Regions from separate parts of the Homo sapiens genome. Here region 2 is linked to region 1. A link is an interaction called in ENCODE POLR2A ChIA-PET data of the cell type or tissue named here. Cell type or tissue: endothelial cell of umbilical vein. All regions are shown on one strand. Each heading gives the region's core, and the rest is flanking DNA. Links, peaks and the distances in the headings are about the cores only.

Evidence for each region. Peaks named below come from ENCODE experiments on the same cell type or tissue, not always from the same donor. Only the 100,000 strongest peaks of a DNase experiment are listed, where the experiment ranks them.
Region 2: POLR2A ChIA-PET joins it to region 1 with 5 read pairs; 7 of 35 experiments call an interaction of 5 or more read pairs at or near these places.

Annotation. Positions count from the first base shown.
Region 1 is chr2:69,375,557-69,384,904 of GRCh38, forward strand. All of the region lies in intron 1 of GFPT1 (glutamine--fructose-6-phosphate transaminase 1), which reads right to left. Among named protein-coding and RNA genes, the nearest start is that of GFPT1, 7.0 kb to the right of the region's middle. RefSeq lists an enhancer at 5,915-5,964. In endothelial cell of umbilical vein, for the core only: no CTCF peak of the experiment used is centred there; no DNase peak of the experiment used is centred there.
Region 2 is chr2:69,549,277-69,558,624 of GRCh38, forward strand. It overlaps AAK1 (AP2 associated kinase 1), which reads right to left. Exons shown (of 22, transcript NM_014911.5): 3 at 7,584-7,702. Among named protein-coding and RNA genes, the nearest start is that of SNORA36C, 34 kb to the left of the region's middle. In endothelial cell of umbilical vein, for the core only: no CTCF peak of the experiment used is centred there; a DNase peak (open chromatin) is centred at 5,835; H3K27ac peaks cover 1,337 bases.

The DNA of each region.
Region 1 (9,348 bases), core at 3,395-7,394:
AAACAACGGTTTCAACTCTCCCCAAAGAAGCAGTTCCAGGCCAAAGACTTACAGAAATCCCATATTTCATTCAGATTAAAAAAAGATACACACACACCTTACATTTTTATTTTTTTAAGCTTTCCTGTAATGTACAGTCATCTTACTTTCACAGCACCACCACCCTGTAAGGGAGGGTAGAACATCTATCTTACATAATTCAAAAATAGAAATTGAGTTAACTGATATCCCAGAGATACCCACAAATAGCATTCCCAACCTCAAAGCACAGCAATTAAGATAAGGATAAACAACATGCTGCTTAAGGATATTGCTAAGGTAAGAGTGGTAGCGGCACAGCAATGTGCAGCTTCCAACTTTCAATGGCTACTCATGATATAAACACTAGAGGGCAGCAGAAGAGTCTCCAGACCAATCTGCACCCATTTAATTCAGAAGAATGAGTCCGGGGTTTTTGTTGCTACTGCTGTTCCTTCATGAAGTATCTGTAATATGAATAAACGAATAACCCAATTGTAAATCAAACTTTGCACTCTTCACCTATGGGTCACTGATCTTTGAGAAAGATTAAACACGTACAGATAACTATCAATTAAGTATTTTAACCAGGTCATTAAAAGACAATACACAGCACACAAATCTTTTCTAAAACAATACTTTAATACAAATGTGGGCCAGGTGCAGTGGCTCACGCCTGTAATCCCAACTTTGGGAAGCTAAGGCAGGCGCATCACCTGAAGCCAGGAAATCAAGACCAGCCTGGCCAACATGGCGAAACCCATAGTTACTACTAAAAATACAAAAATTGGCCGGGCATGGTGGCGTGCACCTGTACTCCAGCTACTTGGTAGGCTGAGACGGGGAGAATCACTTGAACCCTTGAACCCAGGAGGCGGAGGTTGCAGTGAGCCGAGATCGCACTGCTGCACTCCAGCCTGGGAGACAGAGCGAGACTCCATCTCAAAAGAAAAAAAAAAAAGTGTGAAAAAAACTGAATCTGAACTAGTTCCCACCACTGTGACTGCATCAGCTAGAGTCCACTAAAGGAGGATACAATCTAGCTTATTTGAAAACAGAAGCCTGTCGAGGATTGTTTGCAGATTGTCCAGAGCTGCCAAATTCTAAGCACATCCAGAAAAACTCACTCCTAAACTCTCTCTTTTTTAAGAAATCTAAGTCTGATAGTAAAAGTAAAAATGTAAGCCAGATGATAAAAATGAAAGTTGGTAAAAACATAAAAATGTAAGCCGGATGGTAAATGATTTAAAGATTAAAGATGTATATGAATGTGTTAAAACTATTTAAATGCTAATGATATAAAATTGTTTTTAAGACAATTTATAGACTCTACTTTTTTTTAAAGATTAATGCGGCAGGGCTGGGTGGCTCACGCCTGTAATCCCAGCAACTTGGAGGCCAAGGCGAGTGGATCACATGAGGTAAGGAGTTCAAGACCAGCCTGGGCAACACGCTGAAACTCCGTCTCCACAAAAATACCAAAATTAGCCAGGCATGATGGCAGGTGCCTGCAATCGCAGCTACTCAGGCGGCTGAAGCAGGAGAATTGCTTGAACCTGGGAGGCAGAGGTTGCAGTGAGCTGAGATCGTGCCACTGCACTCTAGCCTGGGCAACAGAGCAAGACTCCGTCTCAAAAAAAAAAAAAAAAAAAAGATTAAGTAATGCAATATTAAATTCACTGTTTTTAATAATGTAACTCAACAACAGCATTCAACTTTAATAATACTTCTAACTCCAATCTCCTTGGTTTATAATGGCTCACTATATGAATCTTGAGAGCTTAAGAACATTTTGGCTGGGCACAGTGGCTCACACCTGTAATCCCGACACTTTGGGAGGCCGAGGCGGGCGGATCACGAGGTCAGGAGTTCAAGACCAGCCTAACCAACATGGTGAAACCCCGTCTCTACTAAAAATAAAAATAAAAAAAAAAAAATAGCCAGCTGTGGTGGCACGTGCCTGTAGTCTCAGCTACTCGGGAGGCTGAGGCACGAGAATAGCTTGAACCTGGGAGGCAGAGGTTGCAGTGAACCTAGACTGCACCACTGCACTCCAGCCTGGGCAACAGAGCAAGACTCCGTCTCAAAAAAACAAACAAAGAAACAAACAAAAAAGTAACAGAGCTAGAAGAAGGAAGGGGATTAGCCTCAGACATACCTGATGAGGAAAATGGGAGCTAAGAAGTTGAACCTGTCAGTTTCATAGCCCTGTCCCTTGATAGCACTACTAGCCCAAGACATTCCACCTGCGGGGATACCGGGTTAACTGTAATCTTGGGGTGCCCGAGACAATACTGGCAGCAATTCATCAGGTACACAGGGCATGTTCACAAGGGAGGCATTCACAACTCACAATGATGCTTGTTAGAGCAGAAATCGTTAGTCTGACCTCTATTTTCAGGTCTTTGACTTGTCTTATCAAAACTCCCAATAAACAGTTTTTTGTTTTTTGTTTTTTTGAAACAGAGTCTCGCTTTGTCGCCAAGGCTGGCGCCATCTCAGCTCACTGCAACCTCCACCTCCCAGGTTCCAGCAATTCTCCTGCCTCAGCCTCCCAAGTAGCTGGAATTACAGTGGCCGCCGCCATGCCCGGCTAATTTTTTGTATTTTTAGTAGAGATGGGGTTTCGCCATGTTGGCTAGGCTGGTCTCGAACTCCTGACCTCAGGTGATCCACTCGCCTCAGCCTCCCAAAGTGCTAGGATTACAGGCATAAGCCACTGCACCCGGCCTAAACTCCCAATAAACAGTTCTTAAGTAAGGTAATGACAAAAGCCTAATATCAACTTTCCGCCACTCTTCAGTAATTGCTCTAAGAGCACACACAGTAGCTGTATAAGCATAGATTCTCTACCCCCAAATCAGCATGCACTTCACAAGTGTAAGCTTTCTTACTAATGGAATATACTTGGAATAAAATAACTCCATAACTGAAGCAGATGCTTGAACCTACAGGCATCATTCTCAATAAATGGCAACTTAAATTCAATGACAAAAAAGCAATTATGAGCACCTTGCTAACAAAATTTCAGAAGCAATCTGGATCACAGACTAGACACACCTGGTTGAAAGCAATGTAGCTGCAAATACAGACTGTTAAACCTTACTGAAAAGAAAACTGACTCGTCAAATTATTAAAATTCCTATGTCTGGTTGCATTTATGTCCTTATGAATACTAAATTTTATTTTTATATATTTTATCATTTGACAGCTGCAATATTTTGGGACCCTAAACATTGTAACTTATCAGTGATAAGTGTTCAAATTCATTCTCTAAACTTAAAACTTCTGAATCAAAATCTACCTACAATGTCACTTAAACTCTAAATTTTATTTTTCTTATAATGCTAGTCACAAATTAATTCATCACCATCATTAAAAATTCAAAGTAGGCCAGGAGCAGTGGCTCACATCTGTAATCCCAGCACTGTGGGAAGAGAGGCAGAGGTTACTTGAGCTCAGGAGTTCGAAACCAGCCAGGGCAACATACCAAGACCCTGTCTCTATTAAAATTTGAAATAAATAAATAAATATTAAAACTATACAGATGCTACAGAATTGTGAAAATCTCTCCTTTCTGTCTCCACACAGGTTCCAACCCCTTTCTCAGAGATAACTACTGTTATTCCCATACACACACTCCCAGTCCTTCAGCTATAAATTTTTCTACAGGCCAGGCACAGTAGCAGATACCTGTAATCCCAGCACTTTCGTAGGCCAAGGCGGGAGGATCATGGGCAGGAGTTTGAGATCAGCCTGGGCAATACAGGGAGACCCTGCCTCTACCAAAAATAAAAAATTAGGCATGGTGGTGCATGCCTGTAGTCCCAGATACTTGGAAGGCTGAGGTGAGAGAATCACTTGAGCCCAGGGGTTCAAGGTTGCAGTGAACTAGTCAATATTATAATTATGGAATCACATTCTACATTTAAGATTTCTTTAAAATTAAGTATTATTTGAGATACATTTTCTTTTTTCTTTTCACCAGGGGTCTGCTCTGTCGCCCAGGCTGGAGTACAGTGGCACAATCCCAGCTCATTAAAACCACCACCTCCTGGACTCAAGTGATCCCCTCATCTCAGCCTCCCAAGTAGCTGGGACCACAGGCACATGCTAATGTGCCTGTAATTTATTTATTTATTTACTTATTTATTTTTAATTTTTGAGATGGAGTTTTGCTCTTGTCGCCAAGGCTGGAGTATAGTGATGCGATCTTGGCTCACTGCAACCTGTCTCCCAGGTTCAAGCAATTCTCCTGCCTCAGCCTCTGGAGTAGCTGGGATTACAGACGTAAGCTACCACGCCCAGTTATTTTTTTATTTCTTGTAGAAATGAGGTCTTACTACATTGCCCAGGCTGGTCTCGAACTCCTGGACTCAAGCGATCCTCTTGTTTCGGCCTCCCAAAGTGCTGGGATTACAGGCATGAGCCAATGCATCCAGCCAAGGTACATCTTCTACAATCCTAAAAGCACATATAAAGGCCAGATGCCGTGGCTCACGCCTGTAATCCCAGCAATTTGGGAGGCTGAGGAGGGTGGATCACTTGAGGTCAGGAGTTCGAGATCAGCCTGGCCAACATGGTGAAACCCCGTCTCCATTAAAAATACAAAATTCCTAGCCAGGCATGGTGACGCGTGCCTGTCCCAGCTACTCAGGAGGCTGAGGCAGAAGAATCACTTGAGCCCAGGAGGTGGGGCAGAGGGTGAAGTGGGCCGAGATTGCGCCACTGCACTCCAGGCTGGGCGACACAGTGAGACTCTGTCTCAAAAAAATAAAAAATGTAAAAGTAAAATAAAATAAATCACACATACAAAAATAACATATGGAGTGAAACAATTAAGACTTTCAATTATTTGTGTGTTTAATTGGTTCATGTCTCCCCTACTTTACTGTAACTATTGCCACTAGAAGGGGCTCCATGACACGTCTCTTGCACATTTAACATTCTGGAGCTCAAATCACTAGTTAAGTCATGACATCTCTATACATTCCCTCACAGTCAACCTATGTCATCATCTTTCTTGAGAAAAAAAAGCATGTACTTCCTGCTCACAATCTTCAAATATTCCATCTCTCTCTCTTCTGACCATTCACATCAGACTACAATTTTTCATCATACTGCCAAGTCAAACCCTCTGGGTCCACTGTGCTCTGACTCCTAGTCTCTGAGCATCTCTACACTGAACTATGACAGCCAAGGAGAACTCATCTATCCTATCCATTTCGGTCCACTTTCGGATGGGCCCTCCGAACTGCTGACCAATCCTATTAATTCATCACTTGCTTAACTTTCAAACTTCTCCCAGATATTATTTTAGAGTCTAAGCTACATACTACTCTCAAATCCTCATTTTCTCTTCCCAGCTTCTTTTTCATTTTTGGTAGATTCTTACTTTATAGAATTAAAGTCTTTTTTTTTTTTAGACAGAGTCTCGTTCTGTCACCCAGGCTGGAGGGCAGTGGCGCTATCTCAGCTCACTGCAACCTCCACCTCCTGAGTTCAAGCGATTCTCCCGCCTCAGCCTCTTGAGCAGCAGCTGGGATTACAGGCGTGTGTTACCACGCCTGGCTAATTTTTGTATTTTTAGCAGTGACAGGGTTTCACCACGCTGGCCAGGCTGGTCTCGAACTCCTGACCTCAGGTGATCTGCCCGCCTCGGCCTCCCAAAGTGCTGGGATTATAGGCGTGAGCCACTGCGCCTGGCCAGAATTAAAGTCTTCATTTTCTTTTTTTGTTTTTAAAATATAGAGACAAGGTCTCAATATGCTGTCCGGGCTGGTATCAAACTCCAAGCCTCAAGTGATCCTCCCACCTCAGCCTCCCAAAATGCTGAGTTCACAAGCATGAGTCACTGCCCCTCACCCATCTTCTTTTCAACAGTTTAACAATATATAAATACTTCTCATCCTTCCTTGTAATCTCAAGAGAGACATATTACACATACTACTCTCTGAAGCTAGCCTCTCCCCTACTTGTAACTTTTTTTTTTTTTTTTAACAGTCCTGCTCTGTCACCCAGTACCCAGGCTGGAGTGCAGCAGCACAATCATAGCTCACTGCAGCCTCAAACTCCTGGACTCAATCCTCCCACCTCAGTCTTCTAAGTAGACTGGACTACAGGTATGCACCACCATGCCTGGCTAATTTTTTTTTTTTTAATAGAGATGGGATCTCACTATGTTGCCCGGGCTGATCTTGAACTCCTAGCGTCAAGCAATCCTCCTGCCTCAGCTTCCTGAGTGGCTGGGATTACAGGTGTAAGCCAAAACACTGGCTACTTATAACTCTTTTTTTTTTTTTTAATTGAGACAGAGTGTCACTCAGTCACCCAGGCTGGGGTACAGTGGCGTGTTCTCAGCTCACTGCAACCTTCACCTCCCAGGTCCAAGCACTTCTCCTCCCTTAGCCTCCCAAGTAGCTGGGATTACAGGTGCGTACCACAACAGCTGGCTAATTTTTGTATTTTTAGTAGAGATGGGGCTTCGCTATGTTGGCCAGGCTGGTCTCAAACTCCTGACCTCAAGTGATTCGCCCACCTCAGCCTCCCAAAATGCTGGTATTACCAGAGGGAACCCCACACTGGGCCTTACTCCTAACTCTTGATGAGTGTTTCTCCAACTTTGTAAATACAGAACTCTTTTGTTAACATCAAAATATTCTGAGGCTCCTTCACAACAATGGGTTAAATTTTTATTATTCAATGATCTAGAACAATCTTTATTCAACTTACAGACAAAGTTATAAGCATATGAATAAGCAATGAACACCCTGTAACAACTTCAGGGCTTGTAGGTCAGGAACCACAGCTCTAGAATTCAACTTCTCAACACTCCCAGGGGACCTCAATCCCAAAATCCTCTTCTTTTTCATATTACTTGCAGCCCTCCTCCTAAACACAAACTGAGACCCTTCTGCCTTGACATATGCAATTTCTCTAATAATTTCTTCATAACCATATCCAATTAACTTCTCTGCAGTATTACATATGAATGACCTTTTTCTACTTTTATAGACTCTGTTCAAGGCAATATACTACTTTGGAACTCTTCTGCCTTTAACCACTGTTCCTTGGTCTGTTTTCCTGGCACTTCTATTTCCTCCTTCATCTGGTAGTAGTTCTCAAACTATTTCCGCCTCCATTCACTGACGGTTAACATATGCCATTAATGATTACCTCTCACAGTATACTAATACTCTACAAGTTGAGTAAAAGTCCTGCCCCATCACCCAGAACATTCCTGAACCTAACACAGAAACCCAAACCCCAGAGCTCTCCAGTCTCTAAATTTCTACTCATTCTACTTGTGGTCTATGACATGGCAATGAACAAGGACTGTGTATTTTCACCTGAAGCTGTTGCATGTGCATTCATTTTCTTTCCTCTGATCAGGCAGCAATTTCTTGAAGGCAACTCTCTTATTTTAGTCATCTCTGCAAAGGGCAGAGTGCCAAGTATAAAGCCATCATTTCAAATACCTGCAAGTATCTTCTAACACTTTCTAGGCACCTGAAATATACGGTCAAAAAATTCTCAAACCACAGAAACAGAACACTATTTCACCGGATGCTAAAAAGGAATGAAGTAAAGAAAGGTTTCATAATTAAAGGTTTAAGAACTACCTGGTTAAAGTTAGGTATATATTTAGAACTTTCTGGAACCTTTAATCTTGCTAATTGTGAATCTCCAAGAGCAGAATTTCCCAAACTTGTGTTACAAAACCCTTTCCCGCCTTCTACTGCTCATTACCAGAACCTATTAACCTCCATTTCCAGGGGACAATTGAAGAAATGCTTATTAAGCAATTATTTTCTCTCACAACTTCTTCATATCCAGTATATGTAAGGATATGTTAATAGTACTGGTTTTATGACCAATCCTAGCAGCCAATCTCAGCATCCCTCAATTATCTCCAAAGCCATTAGACAGTATAATTACAAAAAACTTTTGAAAAATTCATTTTAGGATACTTTAAAATTGCAAGTTCCTTTACTGCTTTTAAAAAGGATCTCATTTGCAAACATTCCATTTATTTATTTATTTATTTACTTATTTATTTATTTATTTTGAGACAGTCTCTCACTCTTGTCGCCCAGGCTGGAGTAGAATGGCACTATCTCAGCTCACTGCAACCTCCACCTCCTGGGTTCAAGAGATTCTCCTGCCTCGGGCTTCCGAGTAACTAGGATTACAGGCATGCGCCACTACGCCCGGCTAATTTTTTTGGATTTTTAGTAGAGACAGGGTTTCACCATGTTGGTCAGGCTGGTCTCAAACTCCTGACCTCAGGTGATCCACCCACCTCAGCCTCCCAAAGTGCTGGGATTGCAGGCGTGAGCCACCGCGCCCATCCCCAAAATTCCATTTTATATACACCGTCGAATCAGAAGGGTATAACTTCACATTTATAAAAACAATAGCAAAATCTGTTAAAAGCTAGGGATAGCTTAAGTGACTTGACACTCAGCAAAACCAAAAATAATGCAAATAAAAAGGACAAAGTATATTCCAAACTACCAAGAAAAAGGAAGATAAAATAAATTTGGAAAATAGACACACTATTCTTCTCTGGGAGATTCTCAATGCTTATTATTAATACATTAAAGATTCCAAGAAATCCTCCAATCAAAAAACAAAACAAAACATTACCACGCGATTTAATATGTTGCTTCCCAAATTTACTGGACCAGAGGATCTTTTTTCCTAACACTTATTAACATCCCAATACAAGCTGGTAAACATATCAATTTTATCAGTATATCTGATTGAAAAAAAGCACATCAGAATCTTCAATCCTCATTCTTCTGCTTCAACAATGCACAACGTTGAAATAAAATAATCTTTTAGGCAAATTTAACTAGGGCCGGGTAAGGTGGCTCACTCCTGTAATCCCAGCACTTTGGGAGGCTGTGGTAGGTGGATTACCTGAGGTCAGCAGACCAGTCTGGTCAACATGGTGAAACCCCACCTCTACCAAAAATGCAAAAATTAGCCAGGTGTGGTGGTACACCCCTGTAATCCCAGCTACTCGGGAGGTTGAACCCCGGAGACAGAGGCTGCAGTGAGCCAAGATCATGCCGCTGCACTCCAGCCTGGGCGACAGAGAGAGGCCCCGTCACAAAAAAAAAAAAAAAAAAAGAAAAAAGAAAGAAAGAAAAGAAAGAAGAGAAAGAAAGAAAGAGAGAGAAAGAAGAAAGAAAGAAAAAGAAAGAAAGAAAGAAAAGAAAAGAAAGAAGGAAAGAAAGAGAAAAACTTAACTAGATAGCAAGTAATCAGAAAGTAAGCTTCCAGATTTTCCCATCTAGTCTAATTTTCACTCCATTTCTCTGC
Region 2 (9,348 bases), core at 2,007-6,006, 170 kb after region 1:
GAGAATTGCTTGAACCCAGGAGGTGGAGGTTGCAGTGAGCCGAGATTATGCCACTGCACTCCAGCCTGGGTGACAGAGTGAGACTCAGTCTCAAAAATAAATAAATAAAAAGTAAAATATAATAAACAGGTGAAATAGCATTATTTAGACTGAGTGTTCTTTTCTCCATGTGAAACATCCCCTCTTTCTCTGACATGGTTTTTAAGACCATTTTGGCTGCTCCTACATTTATATGCTTTGCTCTGCTACATTCTTTTTATAAGAATGGCCCCAGGAAATGAATGAAATACTCCAGGCTTGGTCTGACTCATGCAGAGTAGACCAGCACTATCACCTTCTATAATTCTATTAATGCAGCTAAACATTACATTCTTTTTGTCTTTTGGCACCCACATCATACTATACATGCATTCTGAATTAACTGACCACTTAAATACCTAAGTCTTTTCCACTCATGCTGCTTTTAATCTCTGCCTCCCAAGAACTATGCTTGTAAAGTTGATTAGAATAAAATTTCAAGTGTATGATCTTACCTTATTATTTCATTTCATTAGAATCAGTCCACTGCTCCAATTTATAAGAACCATTTTGGAGCCTGATTCTATGACTCAATGCAGTTACTACATCTTCCAACTTTATAAAGGCACATAATTGATCAATGTATCTTCTATTTCTTTAAACGAGTTATTTGTTAAATGTAAAATAACATAAAATTAATGGTAAGCCACAATGCTTTCTTTTTAGAAAGTTTCCTCCAGATTAATATCAAACCACTTATCAGAAACCTTTATAACCAGTAGCAATCCAGCCTAGACTCTTCGTTTTGCTGACAGATGTCTGGTGAGTGTCCTTATCAAAACACCTGGCCAAAGTCCACAGATACTGGATCTACTGCACCGCACTGAGCTCTCTATCCAGACATCTTCCCAAAGGAGAACAGGATGTTGTTATGACATGGTTTGTTCTTATTGAACCTGAAGGCTCTCTGGACCTCTGCTTACTCATCCAAGTAACTATAAAACAGCTTAAAATGTCATTTTTTTTTCTGAGATGGTATTTTGCTCTGTCACCAGGCTGGAGTGCAGTGGCGCAATCTCAGCTCACTGCACCCTCTGCCTCCCAGCCTCAAGCGATTCTCCTGCCTCAGCCTCCCAAGTAGCTGGGATTACAGGCGTGCACCACCATGCTCAGCTAATTTTTGTATTTTTAGTAGAGATGGGGTTTCACCATGTTGGCCAGGATGGTCTCATCTCTTGACCTCATGATCCGACCGCCCAAAGTGCTGGGAGTATAGACGTGAGCCACTGCGTGCCCGGCCTCTTTTTTTTTTCTATTTTAAAATTTTTATTTATTTATTTAGACAGAATCTTGTTCTGTCGCCCAGTCTGGAATGCAGTGGCACAATCTTGGCTCACTGCAACCCGCACCTCCCCGGCTCAAGTGATTCTCTTGCCTCAGCCTCCTGAGTAGCTGGGATTACATGTGTACACAATCACGCCCGGCTAATTTTTGTACTTTTAGTAGAGACAGGGTTTGGCCATTTTGGACAGGCTGGTCTCAAACTCCTGACCTCAAATGATCCACCCTCCTCGGCCTCCCAAAGTGTTGAGATTATAGGCGTGAGCCACAGTGCCCAGCCGTCATTCATTTTTAAAGTGTGTAATATATTAACATTCAAATAGTTCATAATACTAGACAATTTTTTTCCTACTCCAATCCCCATCCCCTATAGTGAACCACATTTATTGTTTCTTTCTTTCATGCTTCCTGTGTTTTTTTTTCAGGCAAATTCAAACAATTATGTATTATGTATACACACACACACACACACACCCCAACTTTCTTACACAAAAGATATAATCAAAGCATCTTTGAAAATAATCTGTGTTCTCACTTATAAATGGGAGCTAAATGATGAGAACACATGGACACATAGCGGGTAACGACACACACTGGGGCCGGTGGGGGTGGTGGAGGGAGAGAGAGCATCAGGAAGAATAGCTAATGGATGCTGGGCTTAATACCTAGGTGATGGGTTGTTATGTGCAGCAAACCACCATGGCACACATTTACCTATGTAACAAACCTGCACATCCTGTACATGTACCCTGGAACTTAAAAGTTGAAGAAAAAAATAAAATAATCTGTTCCAGATTCTTGTCCCAGAACAATCCTGAGCTTCCTACTGTACAGGATCTATCTTCCACCCTTTGTAGAATAAGAAACCATTTGCCTGCTTTGAATCATCTGATCTCTTCGAAGCAAATCCTCAAACATCACTGGTGGCAGCTTACTGTCCTCATTATCAAGCTCAATGAGGATGTAATCCATCTGGGCCAGGGGATGTGAACACAGAATAGCCTTGACACATCTGGAGCTGTAGCTATTTCCTATCACTGTTCTTACCCCTTTAGGTCTGAAGATAATTAATCTTTTCCTGCTTTCAGGCAAAGGGATCAGAAGTCCAAAACCTACCCTCCAAATGTCCATCAGAAGTCAGATCCCTTCGACTCTATCAGAGCACACATCCCATATGGATCAAAGAACTCAGACAAGACTCCAGTACATGGTGGACAGCATTTATCAAAATAAAACGTGAAACCACTCAGTGAAACCGCTAACAGTTCTCTTTGCGTTTGGATGCAACGTGCCCGTTGTTCTGCCACTGGAAGTAGAGAGGAATCTGCTTCTTTGAGTATGAACACCCAAACCTCAGCATATTACACAGCATGTTACATCTTCTGATTCCCTTCACAATTCTTAGAGTCACTGAGAGAGGTAGGGCTGGGGTTATGGCTTCTATCTGACAGAAGTCTGAGACTTAGTGGGCTTAAAAATGTTACATAGGACTTCAGATTTAAAACAGTAAGAAATTAAAAAAAAAGTGGGAAAATTCAGTCCATTTTAAAACTTATTTAGCTACAGTAATCAAGGCTGTGTGGTATTGGTAGAAGGATAGGTACATAGATTAATGGAAGGGAATAGAGAATAGAGAAAGGCCTGCAAATGGACCTTCACAATTAAGTTCAACTGATTTTTAACCAAGATATTAAATGACAGCCTTTTCAATAAATGGTACTAAGAGCAATTAGATATCCATAAGGAAAAAATGAACCGCAACCTAAGACTCATTATGCAAAAATTAAGTCAAAATGGCTAGCTGCAGTGGCTCAAGCCTGTAATCCCAGCACTTTGGGAGGCTGAGGCAGGCAAATCACTTGGGTCAGGAGTTGAGGACCAGCCTGGCCAACATGGTGAAACCCCATCTCTACTAAAAATACAAAAATAACTGGGCATGGTGGCGCGTACCTGTACTCCCAGCTACTCGGGAGGCTGAGGCAGGAGAATTACCTGAACCTGGGAGGCAGAGATTGCAGTGAGCCGGGATTGCACCACTGCACTCCAGCCTAGGCAACAGAGCAAGAAGACTCCGTCTCAAAAAAGAAAAAAAAAAACTCAAAATGGCTCATAGGTTTAAATGTAAGACTATAAAACTTAAAAGAAAATCTTCAGAATTGAGAGCTAGGCAAAGATTTCTTAGGTTTGACACCAAACGCACAATCCATAAAAAGAACAATTGATAAACTGGACTCATCGAAATTAAAAATAAAACAAAAACAAAAAAGATCTTAGAGATTTAAAAGTCTGGTAAATAAATTTCATCAGGATGGTTGGAATATAGAGGTGAGGAAATCTGGAATGTGGAGCAAAATGACAAAGAAATATAAAAAGAAGGGAGAAAACAAGAAAATTAGAAAATCAATTCAGGAGAACCAATATCCAAATTATAGAAATTTCAGAAAAAGGGGAAAAAAATGAAACTAAAAAATCCCCCAGAATGCAAGGATATGAGTTTCTAGATTGAAAGGGACCACAAACACCTAACATAATAAATAAATGCATACACAAAGGCATATCATGAAATTTCAGAACATTAGAAACAAAGAGAAAATTTGTAAATTTCCTGGTAGAATATATGGGTCACTCCCAACGGACTAGGCATTAGAATGACTTAGGATTTCCCAAGAGCAACACTGAAAGCTAAAATATAGTAGAACGGTGCTTTAAAAAATCTAAATGAAATGATTTCCAACTCAGAATTCTGTACTCAAACTATGATGTGCGAACATAAAATAAAGATACTTCTAGAATTGAAAGTTGTTTTTTTTTTTTTTTTTTTTTTTTTGAGACGGAGTCTAGCTCTGTCACCAGGCTGGAGTGTAGTGGCGTGATGTTGGCTCACTGTAACCTCCGCCTTCTGGGTTCAAGCGATTCTCCTGCCTCAGCTTCCTGAATAGCTGGGATTACAGGCACGCACTGCCATGCCCAGCTAATTTTTGTATTTTTAGTAGACAAGGGTTTCCACCATGTTGGCCAGGATGGTCTCCATCTCCTGACCTCGTGATCTGCCCACCTTGGCCGCCCAAAGTGCTGGGATTACGGGCATGAGCCACCGTGCCCGGCCTAGACCTGAAAGTTCAAAAAAATTTATCTACCATGTATCAAAAAGCTACTGAGGCTGGGCATAGTGGCTCATGCCTGTAATCCCAGCACTTTGGGAGGCTGAGATGGGAGGATCACTTGAGCTCAAGAGTGTGAGACCAGCCTGGGCAACATAGCAAGACCTTGTCTCTAAGGAAAAAAAAAAAAAATAGCTGGGTCTGGTGGCATGTGCCTATAGTCCCAGCTAGTGGGGAAGCTGAGGTAGGAGAATTGCTTGAGACCAGGAGATGGCGGCTGCAGTGAGCTATGATTGTGCCACTACGCTCCAGCTTGGGTAACTGAGACCCCATCTCAAAAGAGAAAAAAAAAAAGATACTGGAGGATCGGCTCCAACAAAATGAGGAAGTTAGCCAAAAAAGGAATTACGGGTTCTAACAAAAAAGAGAGGCAAAGGAAATGTCCAGGAAATTCCAAGATTCGACTGTAAATTAGTCAGAGAATAATCAGCCGAGGTTCCTCAGTCAGAAGACTGAGGGAGAAATCTTGAAGATGATAAAACAGACACCATTAAATGCGTCTAAAAAATTCAAAAAATGGTTTACACAACTTAAGGAAAATTGGGAATTAAACTGTTAAAAAGTACAAAGAAAACTCAGACCAAGAGAGGAAAAACAAGACCATTAATAATTTTAGTGAAAGCAAAGTTACATAGGAAAGGCATAGGAATCATAGTCCACCAGGAATTCAGTTGAAATAGTTTTCTTATATAATAATGTAAAAACTAATATTCATATAAACTACATATTGCCAAAGTTTACTGGTGTTTTCAAAGAATGGAAGATGAGAATACTGCAAGTATTTGGGGAGAGAGGCAAGCAGCAAGTAAGTGACAGTTACGTCTTTACTTCCCATAGGAGATAATGCCTAAAATGGAAGAAAAATCAAGAACTAGCAATATTAGCATGTTATTTAGAAAGACATCAAAAGAATCACCTAAAGAGGTTGCCGCTGGGACCTTGTAATGGCATAGGAGTTCCCCTTGGGGAATTGCTTGACGTTTTTTGTAACAAGCTTAGTTCACCTATTTGAATATTAAAGCTTTGAAAGAATATAAACTAAAAACAAAACTCTCACAGCTAATACGCCTCTGGGCCAAAACTTGAACCTGTGTGATTTAACTCTTAATCAGGCCCATTAATTTGTGAGCTCCTCATGGGCCTGTGCTTCTTAGTTCCTCCACTACAATGCCTGCCTAGCCCAAGTAAGCTCTCAGTGTGTTTTTAAATAAGGAGGAGAAAGTGAAATCATGGGATTGCTTTTGTAACACAAGTAAATGAGCAAGAAGGGCATTCCAGATAGAGGAAACAGCAGAAGCAAAGACAGGAAACAAAGCGTGTGAGAGCTGAACAAGCATGGGCAAGGAGGGAGGAAGACAAATAATGAGAAGCAGCCAGAAAACCCACTGCGTGTGTGAAGGAAGATACAGCAAGAACAGGAATCTGGAGCTATGTGCAGGGGAGTGGAAGGCATTGGTGCCTTACAGACAGGCCCACGTGGTCTTGACTGTATGTATATGGCCCTTGGGAGTTGGCTGGTTTGTTGTGCAGTGCTGACAGTTCCTTCCCAAATAGTTTTGGCTTTCTAAAATCTAGAGTAGTGCCAGGCTCTCTAACACTCTGAGTACTTTCAGAAGTCCAACTGCAGCCTAACTAGTTACTCTAAGCAGCCACTGAAAAGGCCACATAGGGTGAACAGGGGCAAGCGGAGCCTGATGGGATACCTACAATGCCACCCTCTCCATTGTTGGATCCCTTTCTGCTCTTTAAAAAGCATTAAAATCCAGGGCATAAAAGGAATCATCATCTCTAGGTGAACATATGTATCTGCTATTACCATTATTCAAATACTAATTTCTTCCAAAGTTTATTAAGCATTTACTTCATGTCAAGCAGTATGTTGGAGCATACAATTTCTGATTTTAAATAACTTACTTCCTGATAGCAGAACTGCTTACAATATAACAGGTTAAGCAATATAATTGGTATAAAACAAAAGCACTGTGGAAGCACAAAGGAATAAAAGGCTATATATTCAAAGTTTCTTATGTATAATTATGTATAATATTACATATTATTATATTATTAGGTATAATATTATGTATAATGTCAAACAGAGGTAAAAGAAAGATGCTACTCTAACAAATTCCCATATACTCATAATTCTGCTTTGATCACCATCAACTCTTGACCAATCTTATTTATCTTCTAAACTCACTCATTGTTCTAAGGACATTATATTATTTCCTCCATATATATTTCAGCATGGACTCTTTCTTTAAACATATAAATCTGCATCTTGAAAAATGAGTAAGTTTTAAGAATTGAAGTCTAATTAACATAACAAAATGTGCAGATTTTAAGGTGTTCAATTGAGTTCTGACACATATATACCCTGTGTAACCACTATCTAAAACAACACACAGAACATTTCCACGGCCTAGAAAGTCCCCGTATACCCATTTCTAGTCAACTTCCCACCCCTGAATAACCACGTTCTGATTTCTATCTCCACAGATAATGTTGCCTGTTCTTGGACTTCTATAAATAGATTCATAGAGTATATATGAGGTTTCTAGGTTTTGGTCTAGGTTTCCAGGCCAAAAAAGGGGGAAAGCATTCCAGGTCGAAAGAACTACATGTAAAAATATTAAGTTGTATAAGGATATGTTCACAGGATTTTGAAGAGCTCAGGAGGGTTGAACTGAGACTGGGGATTGGTAACAGAGAGAGAGAGAGACAAGACCAGAAGAAGAGGCTCATTGGAAAGTTAGGCTTTCTGGATTAAATATCACAGTTAATTTCTGGGAACCATGTTGTTAAGTAAGCTTTTCCCAATGCCCAAAATGACTTTTCTGACCTAAAAACTGGTCAGTTCTCTCAAAATGCTTTTTCCTCTGCCCTCCAGCTGAGAGTGACCAAGGCAAGGGCGGTGTCCTATATCCCATGGCTGTTGAGTCCCATTTTGTACAGAGGCCTCTGTACCATCTCAGGGAAGGGAACAAACCCCGCTTGGCTTTCTTATGAGAGGGTACAATCTCTGCCTCCATTTTAAACAGTCCCAAGTCCAAGGGGCAGCCTTACCATTATCTGGATTTCTCTCTTGCACACCTGGAGATCATGCTCATTGTTGACAAACATGCGTTTCAAGGCACATTTCATCCCATTGCTTGTCCTCACCAGAAATACAATAGCAAATCCACCTGTGAGAGAAACACACACAAGCTCTTTTGAGTCAATGTTCAAAAAGTCAGCCACATAACTGTGGTGGCTGGAGGTTGCCACTGTCACTGCTAATGGTACTAATGCCACTGCCAGCCAGCCTTTAGGGCTAGCCTGTTGTAGAACACATTCTTAGATTCTCAGAACTTGGAGATATTACTTGTGGGAGTGGGTGGCAAGAGTCAGAGAAATTGTTCCCAAACACCTATCTTAGGATAACAAAAGAATAGTAATTATTTTCCAAATAACCTACAAATAAACAGATAAATGGGTAGTACTACATTACAAGTACTATCCTATGTACTTTTTTTTTTTTTTTTTTGAGACAGGGTTTCCCTCTGTGGCCCAGACTGGCATGAAGTGGCGTGATCACTGCTCACTGCAGCCTTGACCTCCTGGGTTCAATCGATCCTCCCACCTCAGCCTCCCGAGTAGCTGGGATTACAGGTGTACACCACCACTCCTGGCTAATTTTTATACTTTTTTGTAGAGAAGTGCTTTTGCTATGTTGCCCAGGCTAGTCTCAAACTCCTGGGCTCCCACCTTGGCCTCCCACAGTGCTGGGATTACAAGCATGAGCCACTGTACCAGCCCTGTCTTGGGTATTTTGATGCTCTTGTTTAATTCTTAACACAGTTCTGTGAGATTGGGTGTTATTTTCCCCTTTAAACAATTACCAGCTGAAGAATACAGAGGCTCAAAGACATCTGATTCAAACCAAAAACATTTTTAAAAGCATAAGTGGAGCACACTTTCCCTCATACCAGAGAGGCTAGGAAATTATTTCACTAATTTCTATTATAAATAGTTGTCAATTAATTTCAAGAATCTCCTCTTCTTTTCTTCTCATCCTATCACTCAATTCGAATCTAGAAACAGACCTAAAGATTCTTCCGGACCTCCCTACCTCCTGGGCTGTTGAGAAGATACATGATAAGGGTAAGAAAGTGCTATTCCACATAGCATACACAAGGCAAGTATGACAATTATTGGGGAGACTTTTTAATGTCCACACTGACCTTTCTCTAAAAGACAGTTCACAATTCATTAACAGAAATATATAAGCCAGGTGTGGTGGCTCATGCCTGTAATCCCAGAACTTTGGGAGGCTGAAGCAGGCAGATCGCTTGAGCTCAGGAGTTCAGGACCACCCTTGGCAACATGGCGAAACCCTGTCTCTACAAAAAATACAAAAATTAGCGAGGCATGGTGGGCGCACACCTATGGCCCAGCTACTTGGAAGGCTGAGGTGGGAAGGATGGCTTGAGCCTGGGAGGTGGAGGTTGCAGTGAGCTGTGACTGCGCCACTGAACTCCAGCCTGGGTGAAAGAGACCCTGTCTCAAAAAAAAAAAAAAAATGTATATAACTCTACAGGAATTCTCAAGTGCTCTAAATTTGTTACACCACAGCATTCCCCAAATTCTTAGAACCCTAACCTCATCCTCACTCCTAAAGCACTGTATGAGGTGTTCAATGCCATTGGTGACAGGAGTTAGACAAAGTGAGGCAAAGCTGTCAAAGTTGAAGGCTTTGGAGTAAGTAGCAGTTACACTGGACGCTCAGTCCATCTGCCTGCCTTGTACATTGTCATCATTTAGCTTGAATATCCTGTCCATTGACTCTGTT